3 separate regions of the Homo sapiens genome follow, and all the other regions are linked to region 1. The links are chromatin contacts, found by Hi-C or POLR2A ChIA-PET in ENCODE. All regions are on one chromosome and are shown on one strand. The core of a region is the stretch at or near the end of the contact, and the rest is flanking DNA. Distances in the headings are between cores, read along the strand shown. Region 1 has its middle 190 kb from the start of MIR4290HG. Region 2 holds the start of SYK (spleen associated tyrosine kinase). Region 3 has its middle 24 kb from the start of GADD45G.

The links. A loop is a pair of places that touch in the nucleus more often than their neighbours do. ChIA-PET counts read pairs that join two places held with the same protein, here RNA polymerase II (POLR2A). Pooled maps may share reads with other maps.
Region 2: a loop to region 1 is called in a pooled map, with 4 times the contacts of the local background. The contact joins the promoter of SYK here to the enhancer-like site in region 1. A Hi-C loop is called at or near these places in 2 of 50 pooled maps. POLR2A ChIA-PET finds 5 or more read pairs at or near these places in 3 of 52 experiments (GM10248, Panc1 and activated CD4-positive, alpha-beta T cell).
Region 3: a loop to region 1 is called in a pooled map, with 8 times the contacts of the local background. The contact joins two enhancer-like sites. A Hi-C loop is called at or near these places in 1 of 168 maps with a recorded cell type or tissue (mammary epithelial cell) and 9 of 50 pooled maps. POLR2A ChIA-PET finds 5 or more read pairs at or near these places in 1 of 52 experiments (activated T-cell).

Annotation. Positions count from the first base shown.
Region 1 is chr9:90,225,190-90,229,282 of GRCh38, reverse strand. No RefSeq gene overlaps it. Among named protein-coding and RNA genes, the nearest start is that of MIR4290HG, 190 kb to the right of the region's middle. Within about 2 kb of position 2,067, at least 4 of the 41 ENCODE cell types and tissues checked have a DNase peak (open chromatin) inside an H3K27ac peak, as active enhancers do.
Region 2 is chr9:90,800,183-90,804,607 of GRCh38, reverse strand. SYK (spleen associated tyrosine kinase) reads right to left here and starts at 2,789. Exons shown (of 14, transcript NM_003177.7): 1 at 2,715-2,789. RefSeq lists silencers at 2,651-2,810, 2,831-3,040.
Region 3 is chr9:89,578,836-89,583,176 of GRCh38, reverse strand. No RefSeq gene overlaps it. Among named protein-coding and RNA genes, the nearest start is that of GADD45G, 24 kb to the left of the region's middle. Within about 2 kb of position 2,912, at least 3 of the 41 ENCODE cell types and tissues checked have a DNase peak (open chromatin) inside an H3K27ac peak, as active enhancers do.

The DNA of each region.
Region 1 (4,093 bases), core at 818-3,317:
CACCCCTGTGATATTCTTCATCATATCCAGAAAGGAAAAGAATGATATTACTCCCAACAGCTTAGTAAATGTATACCCGCGCTTTGATATCTTTCCCAATATCCAGGTGGGGAGAGGATCATATTACTTCCAATGTCGCAGGGTGTGTACACCCCCTCTGTGATCTTGTTGCTAACATCCAGGTTTGGGGAGGACAACATTACTCCCAATATCGCAAGGGGAGTACACTCCCCTGTGACCTTGTTAGTCATTTCCTGGCTGGAGAGGATGATATTACTCCCAATATCGCAGGGAGTGTACACACCTCTGTGAAAATCTTCCTAATATCCAGAGGGAGAGAGGATGATATTACTCCCAGTACTGGAGGGGGTTTACACAGCCCTGTGATACTCTTCCTAATATCCACAGGGAGAGAGGATGATATTACTCCCAGTACCGCAGGGGGTGTACATAACCCTGTGATATTGTTCCTAATATCCAGAGCGAAAGAGGATGATATGACTCTCAATATCGCAGGGGGTGTACACCCCTCCTGTCTTATTGTTCTGAATACCCTGGGAGGGAGAGGATAAGGTTACGTTGAATATGGCAGGGAATGTACACCCTCCCACTCTGATACCCTTCCTAATGTCCAGGGGAAGAGAGGAAAATTTTACTCCCAATATCGCAGAGGCAGTACACCCCACCTGTGATGTTGTTCCCAATATGCAAGGGGGGAGAGGATGATACTACTCCCAATATCGCAAGGCTGTTCACATCCCCAGTGACATTTTTCCTAATATCTAGGGGAGAGACAATTATATGACAGCAAAGGTCGCAGGGTCTGTACATCCTGATATTGTTCCTAATATCCAGGGGGGAAGAGGATGATATCAAATATGAAAGGGGGTGTACACCCCCCACCCCTACGATATTGTTCTTAATATTCATGAGGGGAGACGATGATATTCCTCCAAATATCGCAGGGGTTGTTGACACCCCCCTGTGATATTGTTTCTGGTATCCAGGGGGGAGAAAATCATATTACTTCCAATATTGCAGGTGGTGTATACCCCACCTGAAATATGGCACCGAATATCGAAAGAGGGAGACGATGATGGTATTAATACCAATATCGAAGTGTGTGTACACGTCCCTTGTGATATGGTTTTTAATATCCAGTGGGCGGGAGGATGATATTAGTCCCAACATCCCAGAAGCTGTACACTACCCCTGTGATATTGTCCCTAACTTCCAGAGGGGAGAGGATGATATCACTCCCAATATCTCGGAAGTTGTACATCCCCCGTGATATTGTTCATCATATCCAGGGAGACACAGGATGACATTCCATTGAATTTCACGACAGGTGTACACGCACAGTGTGATATTGTTCCTAATATCCAAGAAGGGAGAGGATGATATTACTCCCAATAAAGCAGTGGGTGTACATTACCCCTGTGTTATTGTCTCTAATATCCGGGGCCGGGGGAGGCGGGGAGAGGATAACATTCCCTCAAATTTAGCAGGTGGTTTGACGCCCCTTGTGGTGTTGTTTTAAATATCCAGCGGGGAAGACAATAGTACTATTTTTGATACTCCGATTCATCCGCTCCACCTTTCCGGAACTCTGAGGCTGGGAGGCGGCATGCAGTTTCCGTGTGATCCCCAATACCTTTGCCGTCTTCTGTACCAAGGCAGCCAAAAACGCAGGCCCGTTATCTGAGCTGATCCGTAAGGACAGTCGAAATCTAGGAATCAGATCTCGAAGGAGCACAGGGTTTACTTCACCAGCTTTCTCAGTTTGTGTTGGATAGGCCTCCACCCACCCAGAGTAGGTACGCCCAAGAACTAGTAAATACTTGGTACCTCCACACTTTGGCATCTCTGTGAGGTCTACCTGGAGATCTTCAAAGGGGACTGCTCCATAAGCTTGTATGCCGGGCGGAACGGCTGGACCTTGCCTCGCATTATGCTCTCGGCAGGTAACTCACCGCTGCCTCAGCATTTTGGCAAGGGCTGACAAATGTGAGATGTAGCAATACCGGCCTAACAACTTTTCCAGTGACTCCTGACCTACATGGGTGATTTCTTGCACAGCCAGTACAACTGCAGCTCCTAGCAACTGTGGCACAGCTACTCTCACATCTGGTAACTGAATCCATCCTCCCTCCGTCACTTGTCCTTCCCTCTACCTGGAGAAAGTCCTTTTCTTCTTTAGAAGAAGTAGGTCCAAGATCAGGTGCTTGAGGGAGCACTGATGCCCGGAAGGGGGCAGATGCTGCTTTTCGAGCCTCTGAGTCAGCGCGGGAATTCCCCAAACCCAGCAAGGTGGAAGCTCGCTGGTGTCCTCTGCAATGCATGACTGCCACCTTGTGGGGTTCCCATACTGCTTCTAATAATTGCAAGAATTCTTGTTGATATTTTCTATGTTTTCCCCCAGAGTTCAATAGGCAGGCCCTTTTCTTTCTATCACGCTCCATGCACTTGAAGGGTTAAAAAGACATACCGAGAATCAGTGTAAATGTTTACAGTCTCACCTTCACTGAGTTCTAAGGCCCGAATGAAAGCAATGAGTTCAGCTTTCTGGGCTGAAGTGGCCTGGGGCAACAATCTGGCTTCAACAACAGTGTCCAGGGTTACCACTGCATACCCTGCATCTCTCTCTCCTTGGGGGTTGAAGAAGCTGCTCCCATCCACATATAGTTCCCAGTCTACTGATGCCCAAGCCTGGTCCCGGAGGTCAGGTCTGCTAGAGTCAACTGAGTCCAACACTTCTACACAATCAGGCTCGACAGGGCTCTCTGATACCGGGAGCAAGGTGGCGGGGTGTAGGGTGTTACAAACTTCAATGGTTATACAGGGATTTTCACAGAGCAAAATTTGGTGCTTGGTGAGTCTGGCATTCGTTAGCGAATGATGTCCTTTAGTATTCATTAAAGTCACCACAGCATGGGGGGCCTTTATGTTCAGGTTTTGCCCAAGAGTCAGCTTATTTGCTTCTTGTTCTAGCAGGGCAGTTGCTGCCAAGGCCCTCAAACAGGGGGACCATCCTTTAGAAACCCCGTCTAGTTGTTTAGAGAGGTAGGCCACCGGCCTCAGCCAGGGCCCCACAGTTTGGGTTAAAAGTCCAGCTGCCATCTTTTCTCTCTCTGATGCATACAATGGAAAAGGCTTTGTCAGATCGGGTAGCCCCAGGGCTGGGGCTGCCAGAAGTTTTTCCTTTAACTCATGAAAGACTTCCTGTTGTTGGGATCCCCATTCCAAAGGTTTCCGGTGCCCGCCCCCTTTGTGCCCTCATACAAAGGCTTGGCTAATACTGCAAAGTTTGGGATCCACAGTCTACAAAACCCCACAGCTCCTAAGAATTCTCTCACCTGCCTTCTGCCCTTAGGCTCCGGTAGATTGCAAAGGACCTGCTTTCTTTCTGATCCCGGGCTGCGTTCGGACCCCTGTGGGATAGTAAATCCCAAGTAAGGTACCTGCCGTCGGCAGATCTGAGCTTTTGTCTTGGACACCTAATACCCACAGTCCTCCAGGTGCCGGTGTAGGGCATCTGTTCCCTTGGTGCACCCGACTGCCATGGGGTGTCCCAGCAGAAGGTCATCAACCTACTGGAGCAACACGCAGCCTAGGTCTCTGGTGGGAAACTTCTGGAGGTCTCGAGCCAATGTCTCCCTGAAGATGGTGGGGGAGTTCTTGAACCCTTGGGGAAGTCCAGTCCAAGTGTACTGCGTAGTGACACCTGACTCCGGATCTTCCCACTGAAAGGCAAACAGCTTCTGCCTCTCAGGGGCTAATCTGATAGGAAAGAAAGCATCTTTCAGGTCCAAGCAGGTGAACCAGATGTCCTCAGCTGGCAGCAACCCCAACAATGTGGATGGGTTAGGTACTGTTGGATGTAAAGTCAGTGTAGCTTGATTAAGCAAGTGCAAATGCTGTACCGGCCGGTAGTCCTTGGTCCATGGCTTGGAAACAGGCAGGAGGGGAGTGTTCCATGGAGACTGACAAGGAACAATAATTCCAAAAGTTCTTAGGTGCTTGAGATGGACCTGGATACCTTGAAGAGCTTCTCTGGGGACCGGGGCCTGTTTTTGCCTAACCGGCTGGGCCC
Region 2 (4,425 bases), core at 1,540-4,039, 570 kb before region 1:
CTGTTGTTGTTGTTGTTTTCTCCACCCAGTTATAGCTAAACCAATCCAGAAGTAGTGGAAAATGTTAAAACCAGCAAAGCAAGAGTAGAAAAGTCAGGGGGTAGCTGGAAAAAAATCTATACAGGGAAAGTTGAGAAAGTAAAAATTAGCCATCACTTAGGCTTAGATAACTGACACAAACCCAGCTGGTTGCAAAGTTAACAGGAAATAATATTTCTTCCATGGACAGACTGCAGCTGTAAAGGGTGACAGTAACCCCTCCTGTAAGTAACTTCTGCTCTGTTTCTCTAAAATGGTAGACTGTCAGAAACTATGCTGTTTGAAATTATATTACAAAGATGAGACATCCACTCTTACTTGAAGTACCTCTATTTTGATCGGTATGATTGAAAATTCAGTAAAATCTTGCTATTTAAGACTCCCTAAAGAGAGAGGAACTGCCCTTCTAATTACTGGAAAGTGTGAAGTATTGAACAACATAAATGCACTTTCCTTTTAAAAGCAAACCGTAGTTCAGTGGAGTCTAATACAGACTCAGTCCCTCAGCTGCAGCTCTAAAAAGCTCTGAAAAACAACACTTTTTTTTTTTTTGGTAAGTCTTAGAGAAGCTCTCGTAGTGATAACACCTGCTCTAAACAGACACACAGCTCTTTATAGTCTTTATTTATTCCACTTAGTGAGAATATTCATGTTCTTAAATGTAAAAGTACAGAAATATTAATGCATGGAATTACAGGATTCTCTCCAGACTATATTGGAATGGCATGTAACCAGCAGGGTCAACATGTATGTTTACCTTTCTAAATTCTGAGCAATGTCTTTCTCAGTTCTGAAATTTAGATTCTAAATTTTAATTCCAAATTCTGAAAAAGCTTGAATTCCAAAATACGTCTTGGCACAAGCATATTGGATTATAACCATGGGCAAACAATGTGCTAAATAAGTGAAGTTCTACTAAGAAGTCTTCCATTAAAAAAAAGCAGAGAGATTAGACCTGCATTTAGAATATTAAATAGGGGCCTAACAAAGATCAGGGTGATTCATTTCTAAAGTGAAATCTAGCAATAAAATAACGTTTCTACCAATTTCATCTCTCAGGAAAGATAAAGACCTAAAGTATACACCCCATTTTTATCCTAGCTTAAAACTTTCTAGTTATTAAGACTATTATAAAATCCTATTTTATATTTCACTTCAAATACAGAGGCTTAAAAAAAAATCTTCCCACAATCCCTCAGTAGAAAAATCTCTTTTTTCCTAGTGTTCAAATCCAACCTTTTCAAATCCAAGGTAGAAGAGTAAGAGGATAAGACACAAATCAAGTAATTTGATTATAATCTCTCATTCAAATACACTTTAAAGTGCACTTCAAATACAGGGGATAATACAAATCAATTTCTGTTTTAATGCAAGAGTTTTCTAAATACGTTAAAACAAAAGTGCCGTTCAGAACAAAAATGATTTGATAAAATAATTTCAACTGACAAAGATTTCTCACTTAAAACACTTAATAATTTACATGTATTTAAGCCTTTTTGAGAAAATATAATTCTATCTATGCACTGCTCGGACTTTCACTGGGGAGAAGGAGGACATCAATGTATTTAGTTGCATTTAATTAAAATGCTGCCTGTGTGAAGGCAATGAATTTGTCCCTACTAAGACAAAGAAGTCAGATGGTAGAATCAATTCCATTTCTTCCAGGAACTCTTAGGGATTAAATGGTTCCTTTTTTTATTTTTAATACCAAGAATCAGATATGGCACAACATCTTCAACTCTTTTTTTTTTTTACTACACGCTGCAATGCTTTGAACTCTACTTGAGTTCGACTGAATCTTTGCTAAGTCAGGCAAAACTCAAAAAATATTTTGCAACACTGTTTCCAACGTAAAAAAAGATTCAAACTCTCACTTCTCCAATTGTCTTTCTAGTCCTTGAACATTCCAACAAAAGAATGGATTGCATTTATATAGTTTTTAGGTGGGCTTAAGGTTTTGGAGCCACATTGCCAAAAACAGACAAACAGACAAAAAGAAACACCCTTAACTCTTAACTCAAATTTACATTTTACTACATAAAACTTTCTTGCTCTCCAAGTTCATTGGCTAAGTAAATTACTTGACAATGAAAATGTATCCACAAGAGTAATTATGCTAAATTTTAGTAGTGGTTCAGAAGGGTTGTTGTTTGAATGCAACTGCTGTTTCTTTTTGTAGTAAAAGATTTGTCTAAGCTCATAAGACGTCTGGACATTTCTACTTTGAGTAACTTTGATAAACACTGCGGCATTTTCCAGTGGATTCGTGTAAATGGCCAAAGGAAAATGTTCTAGCTCCAAGATCGACTTCCTCGCGCTGTGCCTGATCCCAATCCCGCGTCTCCCGAGGGCCGGGCCGCGACCGCACTTTCCGCGCTCCCTGGGGGCCTGGGCGCCCTGGGGTGCCCGGGTCACTTTCCGCACGGTCTGACCTCCGTCCCCTCCGCCCAGGCCTGAGCCCCTCTCTCCCGGCGCAGCTTCTGGATCCCGAGCGCGGGTAGGTTCAGGAGCGAAGCTGGCGGAACCCACCTGTATTTTATTCACATGGTTTCAGCACTTTTACCTCGGCCGATGAAGGTAGAACAAGAAAGGGCATGAAAGCAGCGCGTCGTTCCCCGTAACCTCCTCTCCTTACCAGAAAGTCCCGGCCGGGTAGGGGACGCGGCCACACCTACCTGCGCCAGGTGAGGCGAGGGCGGGCGCAGCGCGGGGCCACCCGCTCCTCCTCGCTCTCCAGCCGCCGCCGGGGTGGCCTCAGCCGCCGGGCCCGCGGCTCTTCCTCATTTTGGGCAACTTCCTTAACGCGCCCGGGCAGGCGGCCCGCACTTCCTCCCAGTGTCGCGCCCCGCCGCCCTGGCCCGCCCTGCTGACCGCGCCCATGAGCCCGGAGCTGGGCGGGAATCGGCTGAAGCGCCGGGCGAGGCCCGCGGAATCGGCCCAGGCGGCGGCAGGTGTAGAGGAGCCCGGGTGGGGCGCGCCTCTCTCCTCCCGCCGGACAAGGGCCCTTCGCAGGCAGAGAAGGTGGGGCTGCCCGGGACATGGACCGCATCGGTCCCCCTCCTCCCCGCCAGCGCGGTGGCTTCTGTGACTGCCCAGGACCCACAGACACCCAGCGGCCCTTTCCTTTTGCTATGCAGTGCCGGGGAAGAGACTCCACTGCATGGCATATTCCCTGGAGTGTATCTTGGTCACCAAACCAACAAGCTCCAAGCTACTGTGCTGGAGCACTCGGGAGGCCTGGGCAGTGCTGAGAGGGACCCTGTAGGTGAACACCAGACTTCACGGCGCACTAGTGGGCAATGGGGCACGCTGCTTCTGAAGGCTTTAATTATTACAAAAGGCTTTGCTTCCTTCTTACCATGACGGCTCTGACGTCCACAACCAAATAAATTAAACCTATAGCCCTAAGAATGGTTTTGAGATACCCGCCTGATACCCTTCTCCCAACCCATCCCCCTTTTCCTTTTGGACATTCCTCTTTAAAATGTTCCCACAAAACGGCATCCAGACCTTCTTGATAACACTGGTTGGCAGTGCCTGTTTTAAAAAGCTTTACCCTAAGCCAAAATGCGAGAAGCAAAAAAATATATATATAATGTGCTGGATTGTAATTGCCATGGAGAAAATATAGGGATGGGACTATTTACACTTATTGGAGCCCCCAGCCTTTTCTGCTTCCAGGGTTATTGGATTTTCATTCATTTTTGCCATTATTTTTTCTAAACCTGTTAAAAGAAAACTTCAGCAGAATTAAATTTAAAGCAGTTTAATTGAGTAATGAATGATTTGCGAATGGGGCAGCTTCCAGAATCACAGCGGATTCAGAGACTCCAGGGATGCCTCATGGTCAGAACATATTTATAGACAAAAAAAGGGAAGTGACATACAGAAATTGGAGGTAAGGCAGAGAAACAACTGGATTGGTTACAGGTTGGCTTTTGCCTTCTTTGAACACAGTTTGAACACTCAGCAGTGTATGAATGGTTGAAGTATGGCCACTGGGATTGGCCAAGACTCAGCTATTGTTAAAGGCACATACTCCTAAATTAGGTTTTCAATCTTGTCTGCCTATTAAGCTAGGTTACAGTTCATCCACAAGGACTCAAATATAGAATACAGAGTCCTTCTCAGATCATACTTAGGTTGCTTTAACAAACATAAATGGAAGATTTTGATAATGGTTATATTTGCTTATCATTGGACTTAATTTTGCTTCAACTACCCGAAAAAATAGCCATTGTTCCTGAGATGGAGCCTGCAGAATGTCTACAGATGGTTTTCAGAGTTGTCAGCATTATTGGAGATGAACACTAGGGGACCAGTGTGTACAAAGCAAACCCAGCCTGCACAAAGATTGCAGTTTTCTCAGGCTTTCACCTGATGGAA
Region 3 (4,341 bases), core at 1,663-4,162, 650 kb after region 1:
GCCTTGATTCATTTTCCTCATTTTTCTTGTGTTTGGGTTTTATTGAACTTTATGGAGTGGTAGATTTATACTCTTCATCAAATTTGGATATTTTTCAGTCATAATCTCTTTAGATAGTCTGTCTGTCTACATGGATGTCTTTAGATAGTCTGTCCATCTACTATAGTCATGTCCATATACATGGCAATCATGTATAGTTGTCCCATAGTCCAGTGATGCTTTTTAGTTTCTTACCCAAATTTTAGTCTTTTTTCTTTCTTCCTCTAGCTTTTTGAACATAAGAAATACAATTATAATAACCATCCTAATGCTCTTATCTGCTGATTCCAACATCAGCATCAATTTTGGGTCAGATTCAGTTGATTGATTATTCTCTTCATTTGGGGTTAAGTTTCACAGGCCTGGTGATTTTCTATTCAATGTCAATAATTTCCGGCTGGGCGCAATGGCTCACGCCTCTAATTCGAGCACTTTGGGAGGCTGAGGCAGGTGGATCACAAGGTCAGGAGTTCAAGACCAGCCTGGCCAAAATGGTGAAACCCCATCTCTACTAAAAATACAAAAATTAGCCTGGTGTGGTGGCTGGCACCTGTAATCCCAGCTACTCAGGAGGCTGAGGCAGAGAATTGCTTGAACCCGGGAGGCAGAGGTTGCAGTGAGCCAAGATCACACCACTGCACTCCAGCCTGGGTGACAAAGCAAGACTCCATCTTGAAAAAAAAGAAATCCATTTTACCTCATTGGATACTAGATTATTTCTGTATTCCTACAAATACTTTTTTAACTTTGCTCTAGGAGGCAATTAAGATTCTTAGAAACAGTTCAATGCTTTCAGGTCTTGTTTTAAGATTTGTTATTTGAATCCAGAGCAGATTGAAGTCTAGGGCTAACAATCCCCCACCACTGGGGCAAGGTCCTTCTGCGTACTATCCCCGGTGCCCCATAGATTCTGTCTTTTTTCAGCCTGCCTGGTGGGAGCAGGCACTATTCCCAGCCCTGTGTGAGTTCCCAGTACTGCTCCCTCTAATCCTTTGTGTGGGTTTCTCCCCAGCCCTGGGTAGCTTCCACGTACACATTCATTGATCCACACTCTACTAAATACTAAAGGGGGTCCTCCGAAGATCTCTGGGCTTCTATCTCTGCACAGCTCTCTCTGCAGTGGTGCCCTGCCCTGGGAAGACCAGCTGCCTTGGACTTCCCCGATGCCCAGCTCCCCTTTCTCAGCCCCAGCAGTGTGCCAGGTTCCAACACGAGCCTCCCTTTATGCCGGAGCCTGGAAACTCTATTCAGGCAGCCCGTTGGGAAACTGCGGGACTATTCTCATTTGTTTCTTGGCTCTCTCAGGGATCACTGTCCTTCCCTGTCTCCTGTCCAACATCATGAAAACTATTATTTCATATATAGTTGTCTGGTTTTTTAGTTATTTCAAGTGGAAGGGTAAATGTCATCTGTTGCCCCCTCTTGGCAAAAAGCAAGAGTTTTGGACAAGTGCTTACTTTTAATCATCCTTTTCTAGCACATATATTTCAAAAGCACAAATGAAGTGCCTCCTTCATCTTTGTACCTCCAGAGAGTCTAATTCAATGCCTTGTACATAGGATGTGATCAGCAAGTGCTGCTGATTGATTAATTGAGAAGAAATGGTGTTTCTTTGTTGCAGGCAGGGGAAATGATGAAGATGAACCATTTTCCAGCTTTTCCAGAAGTAGATCATTAAAATATGGTTTCTGACTCCAAAACAGCACACAATTTTGTTTTACAACTTTTTTATTTAGCTATGAATGCATATAAACATTTTTTAAAAGGCAAAATCCAAAAGTCTGGCCACTTTTTGGATTATGCTATAGGACTAGATGGATCAAATTACTAAAATTGCTATAATCTACTTCAACCTAGGAATTTGTTTCTAAGGAAATGGGATGTTGTATTTATAAGTACATTTGTATGTTTATTTGGCAAACATTGGGCATCCTCTGGGGCCTTGGGGCCTGGTGCAGCAGCTCAGCAGGGAGCTCCAGCACTGCAGCCTGGACAGCCCTTCATTGGTGGGTGGGCTGACTGTGTAGGGCCCGTCAGACACCTAGCCCCGAGTGAGACGCGCCATGGAGAAAAGGAGCCGTAGAACAACAGTCATGACAAGTGCAAAGAAGGAAAAATACAAATGACTAGGGGGAGCTTAGGCAGAGTCAGGGAAGGCTTCCAGCCAACACCCAATGCACCAATATCCAATGCACGTAAACACAGAATCAAAGAGCGACCTTCATTCTCAGAAATCCTGCCACCTAAATTCAAAGGAAGAAAGTGTTTTCCTGGTGGCTGCAGTAACATAGAAGCCTCCTCTCTCACAAGGGAGTCAGAAAGTCACCTTCCCACCAAAAAAAGGAATGAAGCTCCATCCCAGGCGTCTCTTCCTCGATGATTAAAAAGACCAGGCTGGACCAGGAGACAGTCAGGTGCTTGGCCAAGGCTCCACTTCCCGTGGGTCCTGCCTTGTGGAGGGCAGCCTTCTTCTTCTTCAGTTGATTTTGGAAGTGGAGAGCGCAAGTGACGACTGCTCATTCCAGAGGTTTGGTTGTGAAAGAGAAGGCTGCAGCAGCAAACTCAGGGGAGGCAGGACTCTGGTGTGAGGTCGAGGACAGTAATGAGCATGAACTTGTCTCCAAGATGGGCGGAAGCAGCCAGCAGATGGCTACTCAAACACCATCAAGAGAGGAGGTAGCAGGATGGCTTGGGAAGGCCCAAGAGGTAGGCCTTGTTGGCAGCCAGGGCACAGGGGAAGGCGTTGCCTCCAAGTGGGGCAGAAGCATGTCTTCTGCTGCACCAGGAGGATCGGATGGTATGGATACGCAGAGTCGCCCAGTGCACCATAGACGAGGGCTTTGATGCTTGCTCTCTGAAAAGGAAATGTCACCTCTGTGACCCGAAGCAGACGTGGCCAGCACTGCTGGGCTCTACTGCTAGAGGCTGGGGGTCCGGAAGTTCCCGTTGCATCAGTCATTGTGGTTGTGGGTTCTTCTTTAGCCCAACAGCAGTCTCTGCCCGTGTTCACATACAGGAGGCAGATAGTCACGTGGATAGATTTTGGGTGGGGTTTCCCATAAGAGGGGCAACTAGTGAAGGAGTAGAGGATCTGTACATGGCAGTTGATCAGGTGGAAGCTGGATAAGGGTGAACCGGAACACAAGAGGGAAGTTGCTAGCAGGTCAGGGGCCAAGAGATTGGAAACGCCTACAAAGACAAACTCACACACATAGACACAGTCACCTCTATGCCCAGGTCCTCCCATACACATACACACACTGTCACACACACACACCTGCCAATGCACATTTATACATACACACATCCATGCATACATATGTCCATGCACACATGTCCACATGTGCCCATGCACACACACATATCCACACACATCTGCTCACATACATGCACACACACAGCTGCCATCAACAGCCCTGGCAGAATGAGGTGGAAGAGTGAAACGTTTAAATTTAAAAATTTGTTTTGAAGGCAGTGCCTGGGTTCATCCTAACCCAGGAATATCCTTCTTTCCAAAATATTGCTCATTGTGAATGCAGAACAGCAGTTTAGAACATCTCCCCTCCCAGGCACTTGCATTCTGAGCCAAGGCGTCCATGGCACAGCAGACAACAGGGTGATCTTGGCTCACTGCAACCTCCGCCTCCCAGGTTCAAGCGATTCTCCTGCCTCAGCTTCCCGAGTAGCTAGGATTATAGGCATGCACCAACATGCCGGGCTAATTTTGTATTTGATTGCTATGACATGTTGAATGTGCTGTTCCTCAATAGTAATTCATAGTTCCCCATGGTTTGTGTGTGTTTGCTTCCCCTTCCGCCATGATTATAAGTTTCCTGAGGCTTCCCCAGCCATGCTGAACTGTGAGTCAATTCAATCTCTTTCCTTTATAAATTACCCAGTCTTGGGTATGTCCTTATTAGCAGAATGAGAATGGACTAACCCTCCACCTTCAAAGCCAGCAACAGCAGATCGAGTCCTTCTCACATCCATCAGGCTGATGTCCTCTCTGCCAACCCCTCCCACTTACAAGGATCTTCATGGTTACATTGGGTCCCACATGGATATTCCAGAATAATCTCTTAAAATCAGTTAATTAACAACTACAAGTCTATCTGAAACCTTAATTCCCCTTTGCCCTGTCATGTAACATGTTCTCAGGATCTGGGGATTCAGATGTAGACATCACTGGGGCATTATTCTGCCAACCACAGAGGTCCTTGTGAGAAAAATAAAATCATATGATTGGAAAGGAAGAAATAAAACTGGATTTATTCACAGATATAATAATCTACATGGAAAAAT